3 separate regions of the Mus musculus genome follow, and all the other regions are linked to region 1. The links are chromatin loops, found by intact Hi-C in ENCODE. Cell type or tissue: left cerebral cortex. All regions are shown on one strand. Region 1 holds the start of Ap5b1 (adaptor-related protein complex 5, beta 1 subunit). Region 2 holds the start of Fibp (fibroblast growth factor (acidic) intracellular binding protein). Region 3 has its middle 7.0 kb from the start of AI837181.

Evidence for each region. A loop is a pair of places that touch in the nucleus more often than their neighbours do. Peaks named below come from ENCODE experiments on the same cell type or tissue, not always from the same donor. Only the 100,000 strongest peaks of a DNase experiment are listed, where the experiment ranks them.
Region 2: it touches region 1 in a loop (6-fold over the local background); 5 of 42 quality-filtered maps call a loop at or near these places.
Region 3: it touches region 1 in a loop (1.9-fold over the local background); 3 of 42 quality-filtered maps call a loop at or near these places.

The regions. Positions count from the first base shown.
Region 1 is chr19:5,565,870-5,573,869 of GRCm38, reverse strand. It overlaps Ap5b1 (adaptor-related protein complex 5, beta 1 subunit), which reads right to left and starts at 5,846. Exons shown (of 3, transcript NM_001362046.1): 1 at 5,787-5,846; 2 at 5,263-5,430; 3 at 2,609-5,166. The coding sequence starts at 5,412. The coding sequence ends at 2,686. In left cerebral cortex, CTCF peaks have their summits at 4,871 (motif pointing right), 5,498 (motif pointing right) and 6,226; DNase peaks (open chromatin) are centred at 4,890, 5,518, 5,954, 6,136 and 2 more places; H3K4me3 peaks cover 2,031 bases; H3K27ac peaks cover 1,867 bases.
Region 2 is chr19:5,459,529-5,467,528 of GRCm38, reverse strand. Fibp (fibroblast growth factor (acidic) intracellular binding protein) reads right to left here and starts at 6,922. Exons shown (of 10, transcript NM_021438.4): 1 at 6,751-6,922; 2 at 6,370-6,568; 3 at 6,013-6,139; 4 at 4,897-4,997; 5 at 4,225-4,358; 6 at 3,817-3,925; 7 at 3,679-3,742; 8 at 3,314-3,400; 9 at 3,098-3,195; 10 at 2,477-2,604. The coding sequence starts at 6,835. The coding sequence ends at 2,535. It overlaps Ctsw (cathepsin W), which reads left to right. Exons shown (of 10, transcript NM_009985.5): 3 at 393-506; 4 at 794-948; 5 at 1,044-1,140; 6 at 1,218-1,298; 7 at 1,384-1,509; 8 at 1,660-1,724; 9 at 1,799-1,999; 10 at 2,078-2,486. The coding sequence ends at 2,188. In left cerebral cortex, a CTCF peak has its summit at 3,582 (motif pointing left); DNase peaks (open chromatin) are centred at 3,054, 3,564, 6,913 and 7,382; H3K4me3 peaks cover 2,016 bases; H3K27ac peaks cover 1,936 bases.
Region 3 is chr19:5,428,178-5,436,177 of GRCm38, reverse strand. It overlaps the pseudogene Gm25432. Among named protein-coding and RNA genes, the nearest start is that of AI837181, 7.0 kb to the right of the region's middle. In left cerebral cortex, CTCF peaks have their summits at 3,047 (motif pointing left) and 7,864 (motif pointing right); DNase peaks (open chromatin) are centred at 6,172 and 7,887.

The DNA of each region.
Region 1 (8,000 bases):
CGGCGCTCCATACAGATGGTCATGAGCTGTTGGACATGGGTGCTGAGAACTGAACTCACTTTCCCTTGGTCCCTGTGATATACTTTTGCTTGTTAAGACAGTCTCACTATGAAGGCACTCGCTGGCTTTGAACTGTTAGGATTATGGGCATGTACCAACAAAGCTGGCAGTGGAATGTCCTTTCTAATAAGCAGGTGACGGTGAGCACAGTGTCCCTTAGAAATGACTAAAGCAATAATAAATAAAGAAATGACCAAACCTAGATACGCAGTTGTGGAGACCCTGATTTACCACCTGTTGGTTAGAATGCACAGGCCACAACTTGGGGCTTGTCATTGGTATATGAACTGTGACACAGAACACATAACTTGTTTGGGTGGGTAGAGTTTGAGGCCAGCCTGGTCTACGAAGTGAGTTCCAGAACAGCCAGGGCTACACAGAGAAACCCTGTTTTGGAAAAACAAAATGAGAACAAAAAGCCAAGCTCTGGAGAACCTCTTGCTGTCTGTCTTTGCCTCCCAGCCCTGTGCTGAGAGGAGGCAGCCTGGCCTAGCTTTACATGGGTGCTGGGGACCTCAGTTCTTCACGGGGGAGTACTTTACTGAGTCATCTCCCCAGCCTCTGGAGTCTAGTTTCTTCATCTTGGACTAAGGTTTAATGCGTTCTTGCGTTTGTGTGAGGGGAACTGCTTTTCAGTATCCTCTCCCTACTACAGAGAAGGACCTGGAGGGGAATACCTGAGATGTCATGGAGGTGTCAAGGCCCTCTCTAGCAGCAGTGGTCTCTGGCTCAGTGGCAGCACCCACCATGTCGGAGCACCAGGAGGAGTCGCACTGCAGGCGGGGAGCTTGTCCCGCAATGCAGTGGCTCCAGCCGGCTTCTGTGGAACCTCCTCTCTAGCTTCCCTCAGAATTGTGTAAGGAACTGACCTATATCCTGTCTCTACTCAAACCAGCTGGAGAAGTTTCTAGAATGGCCGCCTTCCTGATTTGGCAATGGCTTTCAAAGTGAGTGTAGCTGCATCTTCCTTGTTGGAATCTCTCTCCAGGCTCTAGAGACTCAGGAAGCTTGAGGATCCAGAAGCTCAGAAAGCCACAGGGCTGGCAGGGCCCATCCAGCACGCTGTAAAATCTGCCAGTTTCAGGCAAGTAGTCTTAAGTGGCGCTGGCTGCGAGACCCATAATGCTCCAGCAGCTCCCTGGAGTGCTCAGCCGTGCTGGGATGGTTTTGGTGACACAGCTGGATCTGAGTAACCACGCTCTTGGAAGCAGCTCCGGTCTACTCACTGGCTCGCTAGCCAGAGCTGGATGGCATTTTTTTTCTTTGCCAACGTCTACATCTGGAGTGTAAAAATTACTCAACAGTGACAACTCATTGCCACAGCTCCCACAAGAACCTGGCCTTTTGCCGCAAAGTGGGCGTGAGCCTTTTTGCTCCTAGACTGACTTGTAAGAAACTTGTAAGAGCAGGGCTGCTGGGTGTGGTGGCGCTCGCCTTTAATCCCAGCACTAGGGAGGCAGAGGCAGGCCGATCTCTGAGTTCAAGGCCAGCCTGGTCTACAGAGTGAGTTCCAGGACAGCCAGGGCTACACAGAGAAACCCTGTCTTGAAAAACAAAACAAACAACAAAAAAGAGCAGGGGTGTCCCTTTCCCCCAAAAATGTCCTTTCCTCAGAACGACTGCAGCCCACAGTTATTCTCTCCCTCAGCACCAGCAAGAGCTGTGTCAGCACGTCCTGTCCTACTAGGGTCTTCTCAGGGTGAAGGCTGGGGACTTGCGGCTACTGCAGAGCTCTGTTGAATGTGGTAATGGTGACATGTGGCCATGGGTGACAAAACCCTACTCCCTCCCAGCCTGACCCCAGGAAGCCACTTCCGCTGGCTGACTTCCTCAGCTGTGTGAGCCCTGCAGAAATGTTTCAAAGACGACAGGAGGTAATGTGTGTGGAAAATACCAGCCTGGTGCCTGGCAGCAGTGATGGCCTCCATGAACCTGCATCCTTGGTGTCCTGCACATTTAGAGAAAGGAGCTGAAGAAGTTCTTAAGTTCTTCTTTTGTTTTTGTTTTTGAGACAGGGTTTCTCTGTGTAGCCCCGGCTGTCCTGGAACTCACTTTATAGACCAGGCTGGCCTCAAACTCAGAAATCCACCTGCCTCTGCCTCCCAAGTGCTGGGATTAAAGGCGTGTGCCACCACACCTGGCTATAGATTGGGTTTCCTAAGGGCTGCTATTAAAAGCTAAGTTTGGGGGTTGTTGTTTGTTTTGAACCAGATCATGCAGGCCCACCATCTGCTCAGAGCCAAACCTTACTGGCACACCCTGTACAGTTAGGTGCAACCAGCTCTACCCAAGAAAAGGCTCTCTAGTCACCCTATCCAGGCTGCTACCTTATGATCTGAGTTCAGCTGAGGCCCAACCTCAAGCTCCAGCCTTCATGAGAAGTTGCAGTGATCTTGGGCCAGGTCAGATCCTATGAGAAACATATTTTTCAGACTATCTGAGCAGGAATTATGGAAGGCTGCAGTACTGGGACTAGTCTGGATCTTGCTGGGGGCTTATGACCCAATCCCAGTAAGTCTGCTCCAAAAGAAAACAGGCCAGGAGGAGTAGTCTGTGAATGGGATCTTATGGGGCAGGAGCTACAAGAAGCAGGCACAGCCACAGTGCAGTCCCACCTGGCATTACTCAGTGGGCTGCAAGCCCGCGGAGGTAGTCCCCTACCAGGGGCAGCACAGCCCAGTCATCAGTCCTTAGGGCTACAGGCACACCATCCACCTGAGCTTTCTCCAGGCGCAGCAGCAGCATGGAGGCAGGAGGCAGGCGGATGGCTATGAGGTAGGTGGTAGGGGGCTGAGCCAGCACTACAAAGGGCTCTAGGTACTGGGACACCAAGGCCTCCAGGCCCTGCTGCCCAAGTGGACACCACACACGGCTCTCTACGCCCTTTGGTAGGCAGGAGTTCCAGAGCTCATCGAAGAAACGCAACTCAGAGCCCTTAGGGAGCCGGGGGAAAGGCAGGAAGAGGTCAGCAAAGTTCACAGACAGGGGTGGCAGGCGGGCATGGCACGTGAGGCCAGCGGATGTGCTGTAAAGGGCCCGGACGTGTAGGCGGGCAGGGGCTGGGCATCGGGGCTGCAGAAGCAGGTACAGAGGATGCGCAGGTTGTCCCGGACGCAAGCAGGGTATGTGGACAGCCTCCAACGGCTCATAGAGCTGTCCTTCCACACGGAAGCGCAGCTCCAGCGAGTAGACGGGAGCATCCAGTGCCTGCACCTGCAGACACAGCACCGGGAGCGGGCCTTTGGCCTGCTGAGGCCCCACACTCAACTGAATTGGGGCTGAGGTCTCCTGCACCATCAGTGCTGATGAGAAGCCCTGGTTCTCCGCCATTAGTGACGAGGCCAGTGCAGGTGCAGCCAGTGAGGGGCCCAGCGCCATCCCCAACTTGGAACTTGACAGATGGGACAAGAGGACATAGTATAGTCGGGCATGGTCCCGTCCGTCAGCATTCTCTAGCTGTCTGGCCAGTTCCTGCAGCAAGTTGGCCAGACCATCTCCCCCGCCTGTCCGCAGCAGAGCACGGCACACCCGCAGTAGGGCCTGGTGGAGGCCCCAGTCGGTGCAGTGCACAGCTGCAGCCTGTAGAAAGCTGAGTGTGGTACTCTGAGTGGCCCCCTCTGCCACCTTTGCCAGCATCTGCAGGTGCCAGCAAAGGGCTTCGCTCTCGCCTGGCCTGGCCACCGCCTCTTGGAGCAGCACCTCCCTGAGGGGCTCTCTCAGCTCAGGGCTTACCTGATCTAAGAGGTCCACAAAGTGGGGTGCCAGGGAAGGCCGAGCTCGGTACAGTTGGGCCAGTCCGCGGATCAAAAATGTCTGTACTGTGGAGTGTCTAGTCAGGCAGTTAGTAACAAGGTATGAGGCTTGGAAACAGAGAGTGGCCAAGGCCCGGGGACCACCATCCAGGGCTGCCCTTTGCTGTAGCCCAGCCAGCACCTCCTGTAGGAACCACTGTGGGCCCTGAGTCTGGTCTTTCTCCTCTTCCTCATCGTCAGCACAGAGCAGACACAGCAAATGCAGGCGGGCCAGGAGAACCGTTGGGTCATGAAGGAGACTGGGCATGAGGCCCCGGCACAGCTGGGGCCCCAACAGCAGCGGGGCAGCCTCTTCCCCCTCTGGACCTAGTGGGCAATTCTCGGGGAAGCTCAGGATGCAATGCAGGTAAAAGAGGTGTGTGGGCGAGGGTAAAGCTGGGTGCTGGGCTCCCAAGGTGAGCCTGCGGAGGAGCAGAGCTTCATCCTGTGCAGTGAACAGGGCCTCGCCAAAGGCCGCCTTCAGAGACAGAACTGAGTGTAACAGTGTCAGCTGTGCCGTGCCCAGCAGCCGAACCAGCTGTGGCTTGAAAAGCACTGGTGGCTGTCCCCGAAGACCCCGGAGGGCCCAGCCCAACAGCCACAGAAGTTGAGCCTGAGCCACAGGAGTGAGCAGATAGGAAGTGTCCAGAAGCTGGGCCACGGCAGCCTTCAGCTCTCGGGCGTCCTCGGGGCTGGGCTCTAGAACCGGAAAGCCACGCTCCTCCTCCCCAGCTGTGGGCCAGCTGGGCCCCTGGGGCTTAAGATGGGCATCCCATTCCTCAGCCAGGGTCCAGTCCCAGGGACAACTCCCAGTGGAGAAGTCCTCAGCCACCAGCAGGCCTTGCAGGCCAGCCCCAGACCTGGACTGTACCACCAAGGTGTCGTGTAGAACAAGGGCCAGAAGCAGGCTGACAGGCTGGATGGGACCTGTTTGCCCTGGGAGGCTCCGCAGCATCCCCAGGGCGCCGGCCAGCAGCCCAGGCTTACAGCGCTCAAGTTCTCCAAGGCATTCACAGGCTGTGGCCTGTAGATGGCGCTGTTCTGAAGGGGTTCCAAAGCTTCGTCCCAAGTCTCGGCCTGAAGCTAAGCCAAGAAGTAAGGGCAGAAGCCGGCAGGAAGCTCCCGAAGTGGGTCCGAGAGCATCTCCTGACACCAGGGCTGTAGTGGCTGCCAACAACAGGAGCCTCCGGAGAGCTGAAGGTCTTGTGGGCAGGAGGACAAGCGTGTCCAACAGGGAAGTGGCAGCAGCCTCCGCGGCAGGTGCATCAGGCCAAAGTTTATCAGAGTACTCCAAGCTCAGTGTCAGTAAGGAAACCTGAGATGGGGGATTTAAGAGGAACTCGTTGAGTTCAGCATGCGGTAGTATGAAGCAACCATATGGACCACGGCAGGGCACACGGGCAGGACCTACCTTGGTCTGCTCGCTTAGCTTTTCACTCCTTAGGTCACTCAACAGGTCGCGACCCAAATCCTCACCTTCGGCACCTGCCAGAAAGGCGGATGGGCTGGCTCGGAAGGCCCCCAGGCGCTGGGCCCAGGCTTCTCGACCTAGGGGCCCCATGGTCAGTCATCCACTTCTCTGTAAAGGGAAGAGAGCATCAGACACCGAGGCGAGGACGACGCGCAGGCCTTTACGGCCACTAGAGGGCGCCCAGGTCCTCCACCTTCCCGAGGGGCTGCTGTTACCCTAGGGCCGTCTTGCAGACCCCTCCCCGCCCCCCAATGCCTAGGTCCCGAGATGAACTCTGGAGGCTTCGGAGATAATGCCGGAAGCAACAGCCCGGGCCCCTGCAGGATAGGACCCGCAGGATCGGGGTGGGGGTGCCCAGAAGGTGCGTGCGGAGAGCTCATTAAGCCTCCCGCCTACGAAGGGCATCGAAACCACAGCGTCGCTCGCGCCCCTGGCGCCCGTGGTAACGGGTCGGCCTCTCTCACCGCTTGAGTCAGCTGCCGCGGGCGCTCGGTCGGCTCCTTCCGGGCTGGCAGGCTGGCGGCGCGGGCCGGGGCGGGGCGCGGCGCTCGGCGCGTGGGCGGCCGGGACGGGGCGAGCCCGGGGGCGGGGCGTAACGGAGCCTCCGCCTGCCACGCCCGCCAGGCCGGCAGGTGCCGACTCGCCGGTTTCGCCAGGTCTGAGTAACTGTCTCGCCGTGCAGGCCCCCTGCCCCGAAACTGCCGCAGGCACGGGCAGGGGCGGGGTTTGGTGGGCCGGGCTCCCGGTCCGCTCCCCGATGGAACTGCGTTCCCAGGCCCTGGAGCAGAACAGCGGCTTGGGCAGATCGGGAAGGCGGCCAGCGCGTCCCCCAGTCCTCCCGCCCGGGCCCGGTGACTGCGCGCTTGGCCCGGCTGCTTGAATGCGGGTCTTCGGGCGGCCGCTGGGTGGCGCGCGAGGCGCAGTCCCAGGGCAGAGCAGGAAGAGCAAGGCGTGGGTCACTGCGGGACCGGTCGAACCGGCGCCGCAGGGCTTGGCTTGGCGTCCTCAACGCTGACCTGGCGTCGGGGGTGCTGGGGGGGACCACCTCGCTCTGCTTGGAGGCGAGGACCCGGGGCCAGGGTCGCAGCCGGATGGTAGCTGCTGACCTTTGCCCGAAGTCGCACGGATTGCCTACAGGGGTCGGGCGCGCTAGAGTAGAGCGAGCAGGGCGGGACCTTAAGACGCAGCGAAGCCGAAACACAACGGGATCCTGACTCTAGGTGTGCGTGTTGGCGGGGCCTGGAGGGTCACTCAGCTCGTAACACACCTAATATGAACCGAGAAACCAAGGCTTGAGAAGACAACGGCCGGGCTGCCAGACTTCTGGCCAAGTAGTACACACGCTACCTACTAGAGTCCAGAGGACTGTATCTGGGCTTGTTGGCGAGTCCCAGGCTGTGGGTGCTCACTGGCCCGCTAGTTTCAGGGGCTCAGACCTTCTGTCGTCCAAATCTCATACTCACCGTCCTATAAAGCCTCCTGCTAGCCACTTTGAAGATGAAACACCTGAGCCCCCATTGCTAGCCTCTGGCTATTTCTTTGTCTTTGTCCCTTTGGGTGGCCCAAGTTCCTTCCTAGCCCCTTATCCTGACCTGGCTGCAGATGAGAGTGGTGAGGTAGGGTCCTAAAAAGAAGACTGCCTGGGCCCCCAGAACAAGGGTAGAAGAAGAGAGAATGGAGACATGGGGGCGTTGGGGGAGGCACGGGGAGCTAGAAGACCTGGTCTCTGCTCTTCTGGGCTCTGGCTCCACAGCTGACTCACAGGCGACAGCTCTAAACCACTTCCCTCTAGGTGCCTCAGTTTCCCCATCTATAAATTGGGAGTGATGACTCCTGTTTAAGAAGCTTTGGGGTGGGGCGCCCGGCTAATTAGGCCCAAGATGAAAGAGGCCAGGGTGAGAGCAGCCCTGGGCTGGGAAGGCAGGTTGGAGTAGGAGCCTGTCTGGTTGCCCTGTCTGAGGCCCAGAGGGCGCTGATAACTGCAGGTCTGGTGTCCCAGCTCTCGGTAGCCAGAAAGGATTATTAAACCCTGTTACAGTTGAGGGGAGGGGCTTCCAGGGGTCAGGGAGTCCAACTCTGGCTGTGTCCCAAGCTTCTGATGCTGTAGCCTCTGCCAGCCTCCAGCCTCCCTGGGCTTTGGTTCTTTGAGGTGGCATGTGTGGTTTCCAGAACTGTGTGTGATAGATGGATGTGTCTTCCTGAACTCACTAGGGCTCGTAGCCAACCCTGGGTGCTAAGGGTGGGTATCTGTCTCCCATGGGCTTTCAGGAGCCCAGAGAAGGTAGAGTCACTTGTACAAAACTCCAGGGCCTCTGTAAGGAGGACTGGGCTTCTGCTACATGCTCCGTCTGCTGCCCTCGCGCTCCTGATGTCCAAGTTCATGAATGGGCCCTGTTCTCATCTGCCTGCCCAAGTATCCTCTTAGGAGAGGCAATGTTTGCTTTGTCCTGGCAACAGACGGGGCAGACAAGAGGTGCCTTCAGCTCCTCATGAGGCCCTCTTGAGAGAGTGACCTGTTTGCCCTCACCTAGTTCCTCCTCTTCTGCATTTCCACTCCTCTCCATGCAGCTCAATTCTTGGGAAACCCTAGACATTAGGCTGAAAAGAGGAAAAGTTAATCCCCAGGCCTTGACTTTCTTATCTGTGAAATGGGGCCACAACAACCCCATCCAACCCCA
Region 2 (8,000 bases), 110 kb after region 1:
CCTTCTCTTTTCTTCTGTCTCCTCTCTCTCCCTCCCCACTTCTGTGTCTGTGCGCCAAACCCCACCTACCCATCCTCCAAACCTGTGGTCAGATGTGTGAAGAGGAGACAGAGATGGTGCAGCCCACGGGTGCAGGAAACTGGCCTCCAGCCACTGTTAACTTTCCTTTCTGAGTTACTGCCTCTAAAGGCTTTGCTCGGCTTCCCCCTAGAGTGGGCCTGTTAGTGTCTCTGGGGAAAATTCTAATCTCATGTGGGGCTGGATAATCACTTTCTTGCAGGAGAGTTGTAGTGACAGAAAGTGCCAGCACTTACCTGAGTGGGTGTGGGTGGCCCAACCAGTGGCCACTTCCTGCCCTGAGACTGGCCTACAGCAACTCTTTTTTGGTCTAGAGTACACTCGCCGTCTGAGCATCTTTGCCCACAATCTGGCTCAGGCTCAAAGGCTACAGCAAGAAGACTTGGGTACAGCTGAGTTTGGAGAGACTCCATTCAGTGACCTCACAGGTACCAGAGTCCTAGGGTGACTGGCAAATGGACAGGGTAAATCTCCCCTCTCAAGGCCAGCCTGGGTGACTTCCCTGAATCCCAGAGCGCAAGACATGACTTCTGTGGCCTGTGTCCAGCTTGGCTCTCAGGCCAGAGACTGTATCAGCACAAGCTGGACCTCTCTAGGCCTCAATGTCCCACATGATGCCTTCAAAGTTATCAGCTAGACAAAGTGACAGCTAGAAAGAGAACATGGAAGAGGAGGGTGTGGAACCCGGGACTTCTCTGGCCTTGTCTGTCTTCAGAGGAGGAGTTTGGCCAGTTATACGGGCAGGAGAGGTCACCAGAAAGGACCCCCAACATGACCAAAAAGGTAGAGTCTAACACGTGGGGGGAATCTGTGCCCCGCACCTGTGACTGGCGTAAAGCAAAGAACATCATCTCGTCGGTCAAGAACCAGGTATCTGTCCTGTCCCCACCCAGTTTGGCCCAATCCACCCCAAGGAGTGGGGAGATGAGGCCAAGGCCTTACCCCATCCCACCCTCTCCATTCAGGGAAGCTGCAAATGCTGCTGGGCCATGGCAGCTGCCGACAACATCCAGGCTCTGTGGCGCATCAAACACCAGCAGTTTGTGGACGTCTCTGTGCAGGGTATGACAGGGAATGGACATGTGTCGGGACAGTGGCCTAGGGGACCTGCTCACCTATGCTGTCCCTTTCTGTCCCAGAGCTGCTGGACTGCGAACGCTGTGGAAATGGTTGCAATGGTGGCTTCGTGTGGGACGCATATCTAACTGTCCTCAACAACAGTTGAGTACCAGGCCTTGTGGGAGGTCAGTAGGGATGGTGAGTGTTCGGTATCCAAGGTTCCTTCCTGGTCTTGCTTGTCTTCAGGTGGCCTGGCCAGTGAAAAGGATTATCCATTCCAGGGGGACAGAAAGCCTCACAGATGCCTAGCCAAGAAGTACAAGAAGGTGGCCTGGATCCAGGATTTCACCATGTTGTCCAATAATGAGCAGGGTATGGCCAGGGTAGACCAGGAGGGTGGGGGCAGACAGCCTGGCTATGGGAGACCTAACTAAACCCTACGCCCCTGTGAGAAGAGCCGCAATGGCAGGGTAGGCTGGGCTTGATGGCACCCTCAAGGCTCCAGTCATTACCAATTTCCAGCAATTGCCCACTACCTGGCCGTGCATGGACCTATCACCGTGACCATCAACATGAAACTACTCCAGGTGGGTAGACAGGGAAAAGTGAGGGCATACGGAGAGGTGCCCTGGACTCAGCTCTTCTGTCCCCACCCTGGCAGCATTACCAGAAGGGTGTCATCAAGGCTACACCCAGCTCCTGTGACCCTCGGCAAGTGGACCACTCTGTCTTGCTGGTGGGCTTTGGCAAGGAGAAAGAGGGCATGCAGACAGGGACAGTCTTGTCCCATTCTCGAAAACGTCGCCACTCCTCCCCATACTGGATCCTGAAGAACTCCTGGGGAGCTCACTGGGGCGAGAAGGTGAGCGAGTGAAATGGCAACGGGGCAGGCTATAACGTCATCTTTATCTTCTGACCCTGACACCCCCTAACTTCGTAGGGTTACTTCAGGCTGTATCGGGGAAACAACACCTGTGGAGTCACCAAGTATCCCTTCACAGCTCAAGTGGACTCACCAGTAAAGAAGGCACGGACCTCTTGTCCTCCCTGAAGGCAGCAGCCACTCTTCTGCTTCTCCCACATGGCCACTGCCCCTTGTCAGCCCTGCCCACATCCTCTCTGTATGGCTTCATAAACCAAGACTGCTCCGTGGCTCCTGTGTGGATTCAGCTGGGGTGTGGAGAGGCGAGGTGGGGCTGGGAAGACCCCGAATGTGTCATGGTCCGGTCCCTGAGGTGCTAGTGCACACATCCTTACGCGTGATGGCACAGCACTTGAGCACACATGTGTGCACTGTGGGAATCCCCATGAGCCCTTCAACCTGGAACAAGGACCAGTCTCCAAACTTATGGCAACTTTATTCTCAGGGTATGTCGGAGGGAGGAAGGAAAAGGGCTTTAATCATGATAGAGGCGCAGAAGGCAGCCACGGAGGGTGCCCATGTAGCGGTCCCAGAGTGCCTGGTGCCTGCAATGAAGAAGATAACGGTGAGAGCTGATGTCCACTCACCGCCATGCCTGCCACACCACCGCTCAGTGTTTTCTACACTTTCTTCCTCACCACAGCCCCTCCTTTTTTTTTTTTTTTTTGGATAGTTTGTTTTTGAGACAGGGTCTCACAGTGTGGCTCAAGCTGGCCTGGAAAACAGCGGCAATCCTCATGTCCCAGCTTCCGATGTGCTGGGAATACAAACTTGAGCCATTCTGCCCGGCTTCCTTCTCCCTGCTCTCCACCCAGTGCTGAGGGCCGATCTGAGGACTATTTAGTTTCCATAAACCTTATGAGTCTTCTAGCTTTAGTCTCAGTTTACATTTAAGAGAGCTAAGGCACAGAAGGGTTAAGAACTTGGCCAAGGTCACAACAAGGAGAGGCGGAGCTTCCACCCACAGGGCAGTTCAACAGAGAAGCCTGAGTCTCCTGGAGGGCAAGGAAGTTAGCCAGCAGGCCTGGCACCTCTCACCGGAAGCCATCCAGGGAGTGGACTGACGCTGAATACTGGCTGAGGAAGAGCCGCACATCACTCAGTGGCCAGTGGTCAGAGCGGCAGGGTTCCACAAACTGTAGGTCCAAGGGAACAGGTGGCACCACTAGGACTGCTTAGACACAGGACAGGCTGGGGACCAGGGGTGGGGACAGGACAGGCTGGGGACCAGGGGGTGGGGACAGGACTGCTCACCTTCTCCACGAGGTCCACAAATAGGTCTCTGACATCCTTATTGTGGGTCAGCTTGGCAGCCACGTTCACCAGCCCCCGAGACAGATTCTGTGGGGCAAGGATCTCGGGAGTTCTGTCTTCTGCTCCAGATGCGGAGGCTGCGCACTGAGGCGGAAGGAGGGCCAGGCCCCTCCCCAAGTTCATCCACCTCCCTCAGACAATCAAGTCCCTTTTGTTATGAGCTTGGGACCCCCTCAAGGGCAGACAGGGAGAGCAGCAGTGCCACCTGCTGGTCACCTTCAGGAATGAGCAGAGCTGCCTGGCAGGGGTAGCGCACAGGAGGCTCTTGACACTTTAGGGGGAAGGGTCTGCACAGGGCAACGGACCTTGAAGTTGGTTTCCATCTCAGAGAAGACACCCAGCTTTCCCCGGAGGGCAGTGCACACCAGGCTGTAGGAAGATGCAGTTATGTCTCTAGCCGACTAAGAGTATTTTATCCCTGGTCTCACGGACCCCACAGTCACCTCTTATGCAGGTCCAGGAGGTCCTTGTCAGCCACGAGAACCTTGAGCTCCTTCAAGTCTTGGAGAAACTCCTTATCTAAGTCCACATCCATGTCGTCCACCTGAGAGTCTGCGAAGGCCATGAAAGACGTTGTGGGTGCATGAAAGACCATCTTGGGAGGTGAACCCTCTTCACCACTACCTCACTGGAGTCTCAGAGATGGAAAGAGGAATGTCATGCCCCAGGCCACGCAGTGGTGAACCCTTGGCCTGCAGGCAGGTGTGCGTGGAGCCAGGGGACTATCCGTAGAGGTGGTCTGGGGCTGAGGGCGCTGTGGAAGCTATCTATACGCTAGGACAAACTGACAGCAGGGAACCAGTCCCCAAGGGGGTAGGGAGTCCAGGCACCTGGGTCAGTGGGGGCCTCACCGACGGCTCCAAGGGTCCAGTTCTGGATCATAAGCTCTGCACAGAAGGCAAAGTCCCCAAAGCTCAGGTACTGCAGCTTTTTCTTTCCTGTTTCAAAGCGGTTGTTGGCAAAAAAGACGATGGCTGCGTAATCCCTGCAGACAGGGACAGTGGCTCTCTTAGGACCAGAAATCCCTTTTTCTGCTTCACACAGCAGTGTCTGATGAGTAAGCTTACACAGAACCATGCTTGAAGAAACTCTTTATTGTTTTAAATCCCTCTTAGCAGGTAGCTCCCACCTGCAGTCTTGGTTCAACATTTTAGCTCTGGTGTGTTTCTGCTCTAACTCACCAAGGGACCAACCACGGACCATTTCCTTACCAACCTCCCACCTCTACGAGGAGTTCCTAAGGAGTACAGCGGAAGGCCACACTGCATCACTGGGCACTTCTTCAATGCTTTACAAATGCCTTACGCTTGGCAATTTGATGCAGTTTACAGGTCACTAACAGAATAATCATTCCTCCAGAAGAGCGGAGGGGAAAGGGTTAGGAGAGGGAAGGCGTACAGGCTAAGGGCCCAGGAAACCTCGAGTAGGAAGGGAGGCGGCGGCCCTCACCTGGCTAACCGGTCAGAGAGGAGGTGGCAGCCCTCACCTGGCTAACCGGTCAGAGAGGAGGCGGCGACCCTCACCTGGCTAACCGGTCAGAGAGGAGGAAGTGCTGCTGGATGTTGTCCACCAGGGAGCCCCGCATTTCTTCCACCACCTTGAAGACTCGTTTAAAGTTGTCAAACTGTCCGGCAATTACAGAACACTGGTCAGGAGACGTTCATGAGCGAGCTGCTATGGGATCTCTCCCTCCTGTCCTCCTATCTGGTGGGCAGGTACTAATTTAGCACTAACACTTCAACAAATGACTAGGTTTTTGTTGTTTGTTTCGAGACAGGGTTTCTCTGTGTAGCCCTGGCTGTCCTGGAACTCACTCTGTAGACCAGGCTGGCCTCGAACTCAGAAATCCACCTGCCTCTGCCTCCTGAGTGCTGGGATTAAAAGCATGCGCCAGCACCCCTGGCATGACTAGGTATTAATAACTACCATCATTTGACAATGTTTGCCAGCCTTTGGCATTTTTCCTTAAAAGAATGCTTACTTATTCCTGTCCTTAAGTTCAATTTAGCATCACGACCGTCAATCTCTGGCTCTTCAAGAGCCTGAATTAGAACGGATTCTCCTGAGTAACTTGGAGTGAACCAAGCAGCATACACACACGAACTCATTCTAGACACAAAGGAAAGGCACTCAAGGCCTATAAAGGTTGTAGCAAGAGCCCAGACCCATACCCATAGCCATCTGCGCCCAGTTTACACCCTGGTACTTCTCCCTTAAAGACAAGGCATGAATGCTACCAAAACGGCTCATGGATAAGGTAGGATCTAGCTCCCTTGTCGATTTCAAGGGATAGATGTGGCCAAGAACAGCATCTTCTAGGCAGGAGTACCATGAACAAAAACAAACTTGGGGCTCAAGAAATGTTAAGTCCAGAGAGGTCTATAGTGACCCAACCTGAGTCTGAAGGTCGAGGACAGTGGGAGCCAATGAAAATCTATAAGCAAAGGAAAGCCACGGTCAGACTGAGCCTAAGCCTGGTCCGCCTGGCCAGAGGGGAGGTGGAGGGAGGAGAGGGTTTATATGAAGAAGGAACTGGTTCCACAATCATGGGCTAGACCACGGGCTAGAGGTGGGGCTAGAGTAGTAAGAAGGATCCAGAGGTGGGCTAGACAGGTAGTGGTGTTATGTGTAGAACCCACCTGCCTCCGGCAGCTCTTGAGAGTAATTCCTGTTTTGGTGCTGATGTCATCCAGGTCTTTCTTGGTACCCTTGGACAGCTTCTTGCCCAAGACCTCCCGAACAAAGGCCTCATCAAAGGTGTAGTACCTTGTGGAGGCACAGGTCATTATTGGTGATCCATTAGGGAAGGAGAAGGGAGTTTGGAATTGGTTTCTCTTGTTCTCAATTTTCTAATTTCCTGAGTTCACCCCATCTACCCCTGTGTATATCCCAATACCCTCCCCCCAGACTCAGCTTCAGTCTACAAAATGGGTATAAGTCAGATTGACTGACATCCCTGCCAGTACCCACCCCCGTCCCCCACCCCTGGTGAGCACCTCTCGATGAGGAGTGTCTGTCGGGAGGGAGGAATCTGGAAGATGAGCTGGTGCAGCAGCTTCGGCGGCGCGTGCAGCAGACGCTCAAGCATGTGAAAGGTGCGGTAGTGGTCCATGGTGTCGCTCTGCAGCACTCCTGTGGTGGCTCCCGTCTGCTCCAAGATTCCGGAGCGTACTCGCAGAGCCACTGCATCGTTCACTGAGGAGTGGGCGCTACCATAAGACCCTAGAGGCCCTCCAGGGGTTCCACCTCCACCTCCAATCCTTACACTTCCCCGACTTCCCGCAGTCTGTCCACTTCCCTAAACCAAGCCTAAATCCTAGCCACGCCCCCTCTTCCCGATCCCCAACAACAGCTTCCCGGGAGGGCGGCTCACAGACCTGAGTAACCATCCAGCCAGAGGCGATACACGTCTTCATCTATAAGGGTCGTGTTCCCCACGAAAATGTCTAGTTCGCTGGTCATGACGATGCCCGGGCCGGGTTCGCCCGAAGCTGGAGCTTGTACGGGCCCCGGCCGGGCGAGTAGCCGCAGAGCGACTTCCGGGAGTTCGGAGATTTTGCTCCGGGCACCCGGAGCTGATGAAGGACCACTTCCGGGACGGAGCTAGTGAGACACCGCTCAGCTCTGTGAACGGTTTTTCGGAAGATGTCGGGATAGTCTTCTCTCAGTCTACCCTGTCTTGCAGATTCTCCCGTTAACCCCTTCTGTCACTCCCATCTTCTCAGTTTTCTCAGAGCCTCCCAGTTTTGACCTGTATCCTAAATTAGAATGTTTCCAAGGTTCTATCGTAGCGATTGCTAGGTGTATGTGGCCCTTACTTCCATTGTCCATAAGACAGACAGATGACCATTTTTCTTGTTCCCGGAGTGTATTTATTTTTATTGTTTTGAATAATGTGTATGTGGGGAGAGGGTGTGTACGTGTGAGTGCAAATGTTCTTTGAGACCTGAGGTATCAGGTCCCCTGGAGTTAAATTTACAGGCAAATATGAGTTAGTTGCACATATGGTTGTGGTTCCTTGCTTGTAACCACTTAGCTTTCTCTCCAGCCCCAGTTTTTCACCACATACTACACCCACACACAAGCTAGTGACTTCACTTAAAGTCTTTCAGAGCTCTGCCTGGAAGTAGGTATCTGCAGGGGCACCCATCTAGTAAGGCTGTCTTCTTTGTCTTTTCATGAGGCAGTAAAAGATTTACACAGGAGCCACCAAGCCTGAGTTCGTTCTCCTGCACCCATACTGTGTAAGGAAAGAACCAGCTCCAGGTTTTGTTTTGTTTGTTTGTTAAGACAAGGTCTTACTTTGTAGTCCAGGCTAGTCTAAATTGGCAGCAGTCTTTGATCTTCAACCTCCCAAGCATTGAGATTACAGGATAGGAACCACCAGTATACCTAGTCCTTATCACCTGATCTCTACATATGTATGCACTGTTGTATAATACATAAATATAGCTTACTGGCTATAATTACTAATAAAATTAACCCTGTATAACCTTTAATCCCAGCACTTGGAAGGCAGGCAGATATCTGAATTGGAGGTTAGCCTGGTCTACAGAGTGAGTTTCAGGACAGCCAGGGCTACACAGAGAAATCCTGTCTCGAAAAATGGGGGAAAATGAGTTCTACA
Region 3 (8,000 bases), 140 kb after region 1:
TTTTTCCCCAAATACACTTGTGGGGACCTCAGAGAAGCAATCAATTCTTGAGGCAATACTGCATTTGTTTGCTAGGTATCGGGAGATACGGCCTTTGTTCTTTGCAGCTGCTCGGCCAATGAAGGTGGAATGAAAAATGAGTCCATATTTTGGTGTGTTACCCCTTGTCTTCAGGGCTCTGGAAACTCGGTCCCCTTTTGCTGGGCCCTGGGAATCACTCAGACACCAGGACTGGCCAGTATTGCCTTTTTAATGTTTTTTTTTTAATCTATTTGATTTTAAAATAGGTTCTGTACCTGTGCCTGTGGGTTTGAGCACATGAATATAGGTACCCAAGGAAGCAGTAGAGGCTGCCAGACCTGGGTGCTGGGAACTAAATCTTTGTTCTCTGGAAGAACAGCAAGTGTTCTTAATCTCTGAGCTACCTGGCAAACTCATTCTATTTATCTGTTTTTAGCTTTTTGACACAGGGCTTTACAACGGAGCCTTGGATGCTCTGGAGCTCTTTAGGTAGACCAGGCTAACCTTGGACTTTTAGAAATCAGGCTGCCTTTGCCTCCTAAGTGCTGGGATCAACGGTGTGTACTGACCCTCTCTCTCTCTCTCTCTCCCATGCTTCCTTCCTTCCTTCCTTCCTTCCTTCCTTCCTTCCTTCCTTCCTTCCTTCCTTCCTCTCTCTCTCTCTCTCTCTCCCTCCCTCCATCCCTCTCTCTCTCTCTCTTTATTTCTTTCTTCTTCCTGTTACAATAAAAATCCAACACCAATAAGCCCACACAGTGAGTTCTGGGCTAGCCTACTACAGACCCTGTGCAAAAGCCACACAACTAAGTCGTTATATTTATAAGCTATATGCCTACATTGGGCAGATCTGCCACTACACGACTCTATTCCCCAGCTATGAGACCCTTGCTTCGCTCAGCTTCTCCAGGTCATGTGGTTCTGCTCCATCCTCCTTCCACCTCTTCTTCCTCTGCCCTTCTTCCCTTACCATTCCTCTCCTCTCTAAAGCCTCCAGCCCCACCTTTTCCTTCCACTGCCCAATCACAGTCTTTAGCCTTTATTGACCAGTTAAAATGGGGAGGAGGTTCATATGAAACCACTTGAGTATGTGATCCACTCCTCTTTGGGGCAGCTCCTTGTGAGGAAGCAAAATTAATATCAGAATACAACCCACAATTTTCTTTTCTTTTCTTTTTGAGATAGGGTTTCTCTGTGTATCTCTGGCTATTCTGGAACTTGAAGACAAGGGTGACCTCTGCCTTTGGAATGTTGGGATTAAAGACATGATCTATCATTCCTGGCTCTTAGAAGATCTGTCTCTTTGTCTCTGTCTCTGTCTCTGTCTCCGTCTCTGCTCCCTTTCCCTGCCCCCACTATGTGTGTGTGTTGTGTGTGTTGTGTGTGTGTGTGTGTGTGTTTCTGCAGAGGCCGAAAGACAGTGCTGAGTCCTCTGGAGCTGGTGGCTGTGAGCTGTTTGACATGTGTGCCAGGCACTGAACTCAGGTCCCTGGGCAGAGCAGCCAGCTCTCTTAAGCACTGAGCCATCATCCTTCCAGCCCTTTAACTGGTCAATAAAGGCTAAAGACTGTGATTGGGCAGTGGAAGGAAAGGTGTGGCTGGAGGCTTTAGAGAGGGGAGGAATGGTAAGGGAAGAAGGGCAGAGGAAGAAGAGGTGGAAGGAGGATGGAGCAGAACCACATGACCTGGAGAAGCGGAAAGAAGCAAGGGTCTCATAGCTGGGGAATAGAGTCGTGTAGTGGTAGATCTGCCTTCTTTTTCACCCATCACACACTGAGTTCCTGGACCCAGGAGATCTAAGGGTGGAGGTGAACACTGGGCCTCTCAGTCCCACTGCAACCCACGTAGCTAGGGAGGCATCAGGCTGTGGGAGCAGTTCCCGAGAGAGGGAAAAGAGACTGTAGCTGGCTAGATGTGTCAGCGAGGCTGGCCAGGATGTGTCAGATATCCTTTCTTACCCAGTGTATAACTAAGAGGCTCACTGTAAGAGCAAACGCATATACAAACCCCCTTGGCAACCATCCTTAAGGTAGTGTATATGTCTTAGCTTAGTCCCTCTTTGCAAAACCTCCTTTTATCACGGTGCAAACTTCCTTCGGTGTCTATGGCTCAGTCCTTTCATTTGTATCTGCTTTTTGGGTTGCTTGGGGGAGTAGACAGGTTAAATCATGGATAATGCTCGGAGGGAGACTCCCAGAAATGCAAGAAACATGTTAGAGTTCTCTCTTGCTGATAAGATTGGTGCCATGTAGCCCATTTCCTCTTCTGTGTGTCCACAACGGCTCTGTCCAATTAGCCTGACCCACTGAGTGGGTCCTGTTCCATTTAAACCCAAGCCCAGGAGGGTTGGAGCTTGTCTAGCAGTTTTTCAGCTCTTTCAAAAGCCCAGACCAAGGACTCCCCTCCCCCATAAACACTTCCGGTCCCCAGGCTCCCAGGAGCCTGCCCTGCTGATCGCAGCGGTGCCAACTCCTGCTCTGGCCAGGAGTGGGATGAGACGCTTATCCTGGGATGAAAGGCTGGCGGGCCTGGGCTGCACCCACAAAGCGCCCCACCCGAGCTGTGAGGACCTCCAGGCACTGGTGTAAACTGAGTCATGGGGGGCAAGGGAGTGAGTCATGGAGCCTGAAAGAGAGCCAAGTGGGGCAAAGCTTGCCTGCGCCTGCGCAGGGGCTGCTTGCCCCACCTCAAAAAGCCATAGCTGTCAGGCCCCCTGGGGTACTTACAGACCGAGATGACCAGGACCATCTGGGGCAATTGAGCCAGACTTTCCCTGTGTGTGTGTACATTTCTGGGCGTGTCTGTGTGTGTCTGTGTGTGTGTGTGTGTGTGTGTGTGTGTGTGTGTGTGTGTGTGCACGTGTGTGTGTATCTCTGTTTCTGGGCATGTGTGTGTGTGTGTGTGGGGGGGCTATGTCTATGTGCATATATGCACACGATGCAAGAGGTGAGCGTCAACACAGGAAAGGGAAGCTTGTTTGGTCAAAAGTCAAAACTCTGGAGAGGTTCTGGCAGGAACTTCACTGCCCTCTCCTGGCCTCTGAACGTTTGGCTGACTTATTTTATTTTATTTTATTGTGGCAGCCAGTTTTCTCTCCCTTCAGGAGCCGCAGAGGAGGCCTGGTATGGGACTTGGCTATCCTCCAGGGTGCCTGACAGGCATAGCTGGGCCCAATGGTAGAAACCAATCAGACTTAATCTTAAAGAGGCTTCTGCCTCTGCGAGCTAGGATTGCTGGGGGACCAGAGACAGAATGCCCTGATGCCCTGATGTAGGAGGCATCCTTAGGAGCTGGGCAGGCCACTAGAGCATCTGTAGTCTTGGCTCTGTCCAGTTTTTACTTTCTTGTTTGTTTTGAGACAGGATATCATGTGGCCTAGACTGGCCTCACACTGCTGTGTAACTGAAGTTGAATTTGAACTCCTAACCTTTCTGCCTCAGCCTCTCGGGTGCCTGACTCCACTTTGACCATCTTAGCATCTTTTAATCTCATTTTTCATCAATAAAAGGAGTGCTGTGTGGGGTGGAGAGAGCTAAGGAATATAAGGTACCCAGTGTTTGCCTGTGCAGAGCAGGCCTGTATAAGTGTTTGCTCTTACGATGAGCCTTGCTTGTTTCGTTCATAAAATAGACAAGAAAGGATACCTGAGCTGTCCTGTCCAGACTTCATTCCAGTTGCAATCTCTAGTTTCCTTTCTTGAAAAGCTGTCCCCACAAACCTGCTCCCTGCCCTCTCATCCTTCTGCCTAACTCAGGTATACTATCCCCTCCTAGGAGGCCACTGGCCAAAGAAAAACCAGGTGAAGTGTTTCTCAGACTAGTGCCCTTAGCTTTACCCTTCAGTGCCTAGGGCATGTACGTCACAGAAGTGGGGAGTTTCCCTCCTCAGTGAATCAGCCCTGTGACCCAATCTTCATTCCTGCCAAGGCCCCTCCCAGTCAGCAAGAGCGGGGTGCAGCTGGCCTACTAGGAAAATCCCCCAAATCGTGCCAAAGCTTTGGTGGAAGCATCTCCCAATCCAGCTGTGCCCTGTACTCCCGGATTCTGCCCCAGGTCCTAGCTGGAGTTGGGGGTCAAATAGAGTCTCTCCTTCCCAGAACACCCCCTTGTTCCAGGGGCTTGAGGTTTGCAGTGTACTAGGAAGGCATGGCAGGGTATGTCTGTCTCTCAGGCCTCTGTCAGACCTCTCTCAGTTTTACTAATGGAGCAGACACAGGGGTTTGTCTAAGTTTGGCCAGCTCCTACACAACCCAGTGTTTCCATACTTCCATGTAGGCAGGAACTGGCTAAGCAAGAGAAGCCCTGCTAGCCCAGGTTTCGGGGAAACCCTTAGCTTGTCAGAGGAGCAGTCCTCCCTGTAGGCTGGAGAGACTCTTCCTTTCCAGACAGGCTGCACTCAGCTTCTTGATCAGTGTTGGAGGAATCTGTGTTTGGGCTCTGCTTGTCTCCCATGTGAGTCCGAGAAGCTACCTTGTGTACTTCACAAGTTAACCCTATGTCCCTGCAGGGCACTAGTTCTCTTTGCAGCACCTCTGCCTCAAGAGCACGTTCAGTAGCAAGACTTAAGCATGTAGCAGCTGCTCTGGAGTTGAATGAGTTCAAGTCTTGGCTCTGCCATATGCTTGCTCTGCAGCCTTGAGACAATGAACTGGAATTCTCTGGGACTCAGTTTCCCTTTCTGCAAAAATGGCAAGAATGCCAGAGCTCGAGGCTGCAGAGGGGGCACACACGAGTCAAGCACTGGCTGTGGCAGAGGACGCAAGTGTCATTCCAAACATCCACACGGTAGATCAAAACCATCTGTAACTCTAGTGTCAGGGAATCCAACATCCTCTTCTGGCTTCCCTGGACACAAAGAACACACGAGGCACACAGACAGACGCACAGGAACAACGTCCACCACATAAAATCATTTAAAAATAAAAGAACTAAATGGAGCTTAGATAATGTATGGTTTTCATACAATCCCTCTGGATTCAAGAATGTTATTTGGTGCTTGCACCAGGCTTGACTCTGATCTGGATGCTGAAGGTGCCCTGAGGATAAACTAGTCATTGTCCTTGAGAGTCCCTAGACATATAGATTGAAAGCCACACGTAGGAGAGCCACACGGTTAGAAAGCTAGTGGGTCTGAGATGTGCCATAAGCTAGCAGTGGTGATGTCAGGCATGCCAACAGAGGTTACCCATCAACAGAGGCATCAAAGTGGGAAAGGGTAGAACGTGGGCAGGAAAGCCGTGTTCTAGAGCAAAGATAAAGATAAAGCGGAGAGATCAAACAGGTGGAACTCACAATACCTAGATCTGATGCAAGTCTTTTACTTCATGATCTCTGAAGAAGTTATTCTGGACTGGGAGATGAAATGTAGACATCACTCAGCCTTAGTAGAGGACAGTCTGGGTCTGTGGTTTGGGGACCAGCAGGAGACAACTATCAACCAAGTGATTGCCAAGTAACCGCTGATTCTGTGATGGGTACCACACAGCAGGTGTTTAAGAACAAAGAAGGCCTGAGGCCCCAGGCTCCATGCCAAGGTGGTAAAGGATGTGCCAGTTGGCTTCAGTTGAGTGCAGAGATAAGGAAGCTGTGCCTAAGGACAGCTGAGACAGCTGTTGGGGACCTGGTCAATGCCAGCCCAGGGCAGAAACCTTGTTTCTAGTTGCTGTAGAGAATCAGGAGTGTGGGCATCTCTATAGAGATCTGTGGACCTGGTTTGTGGAATAGGACAGAGATTTGGGGTGGAGGAGCAAGTTAGTGGCTGTTGGCTTAGTTTGGGAGACAATGAGAAAGTGCAAGAGGCCATGGAAGGCCATAGAGATACAGAAGAGGGATGTGCCAGGCTTTGCAAGGAAAGAAAACCTGGGCTCTCCATACCACATAGACATCTTTGTGGGAACACAAGGCTTTGCCAGGATGCCACTCCTCTGCCTAGGGAGAGTTGGCCCACTTTAGTCAAGTACAAAAGCATTGACAATCAGACAGGCAGGGCACCTGGCTCCAACTCTGAGCTCTGGGGATTTCCCAAGTTTGGGCTGAGGTGGACTTGGTCCTGGGGAAGCTCGGGACAGGGAGGCAACTGGGGAGGGGGTTAAGCTAGCATCTCATGACTCAGCCACTTCCACCCAGTCATCCCAGCGGCATCTCCGCTCCTCTGCTCCAAATTCCAACTCGGTGAGGCTGCTGGAGGCTGATTCAGCGCTGGCACGGCACGGGAGCAACATCTCAGGGAGCTCTCTGCCAACACCTCCCTGGCCTCCAACCAAGACCTGGGCGGGCACTGGTCTGGGGAGGCAGAATAGTGCATAAGCCAGGTCCTTAAGACTCTAGCAGCCATGCAAAAGAGGATGGCCCAAAGACAAAAAGTCACGCCAGTGTCCCTGCTCTGTGGGTTGTGTATGTGTCTGTCAAGACAACAACAGGGGTCAAGGACCACACTCTGCCCGAGAAGGGAAGGATCAGTGGCAAGTCCCAGCTCTGCTCTCACACTGAATCACCACCCCAGGCCATCCTTTCTCCTCTTGGCCTTAATTTCTCTCTTTTAAGATGGTTTTGTAGCTCTGACTGTTGTTGAACTTGCTGTGTAGACCAGATTTTCCTCGAATTCCCAGAGATTCACTTGCGGGTATGGACTTAAAGGCGTATACCATCACACATAGCAGTAGCAGCTCCTTGACGGCAGGATGTGGTCAGTATCTCTTTAAAGAGGTCAGAATTGACTGATGCATGTGGGAAGTTCTTTATAAACTGTTGTGTGGCTCCTGGATAGGGTGGCAGAAGTGCATGCCAACCCCAGGACTTCTGGATAAAACTGTCCATGGATATTCAAGCTGTTCACTGGCTAGGCTGTTCCAGCCCAGGTGCTGAAATCCAGCCCATCTCTTCTTAGAAATCTGCATGCCCTGCCTGGAACTGCAAGGACAGAGGGAGTCCCTTTATCTAAATCCTGCGGAACACACTTGGTGGTTCAGACCTGCAATCCCAGCACTCAAGAAGCTGTGGCAGAAAGATCAGAACTCAAATTGTGCTACATAACAAAGCCCTGTTTCAAAAAGGCAAAATTATGGGAGCAGAGGGCCTGTGGATATAGCTACACTGACAGAATGCATAGCAGACACTAAACCCTGGATTTAATCTTGGCCACTGTATAAACCTGGACAGAACTACATAAATTTGGGTGTGATGGTGCACACATGTAATCCTAACACTCAGGGGGTGTTAGCAGAGGATCATAAAGTCAAGATGAACACAGGACTGGAGAGATGGCTCAGCGGGTAAGAGCACCAACTGCTCTTCTGAAGGTTCTGAGTTCAAATCCCAGCAACCACTTGGTAGCTCACAACCATCTGTAATGAGATCCTATGCCCTCTTCTGGAGTGTCTGAAGACAGCTACAGTGTAATTACATATAATAAATAAATCTTTAAAAAAAAAAAAAAGATGAACACATGTGAGGCAGATGGTCTACATTGCAAGTTCCAGGTCAGCAAGAGCCATATAATGAAAACATGAAAAGACAAGCAGGCAAATCTCTTGAGTTCCAGGCTGGCCTGGTCTACAGTTCCAAGACAGCAGGGCTACAGAGAGAAACCGTCTCAAAAGATAAAACAAGACAAAAAAGCCTGAGCAACTGAGATGGCTCAGATGACAAAGGTGTTTGCCTGACCTGAGCCGGATCCTTGGGAGCCATATGAGGGAAACCCACTTCTCCAAACATGTGAGGCAAGCAGACTCGGTACCCGCCCCCTGAAAAGTCATTTTATATTTTATTGTTTTCAATACTTTGTAAAGATTTTTTTCCATGTATGGGAGTTTTGCCTGTATGCATGTCAGAGCAGCATGTGTGCAGTTCTTACAGAGGCCAGAAGAGGTCATTTTATCCCCTGGAACTGGAGTCACAGGCTGTTACTAATCACCACCATGTGAATTCTGGGAACCAAACTAAAGGTCCTCTGGAAGAATAATTAATGCTCTTAACTGCTGAACC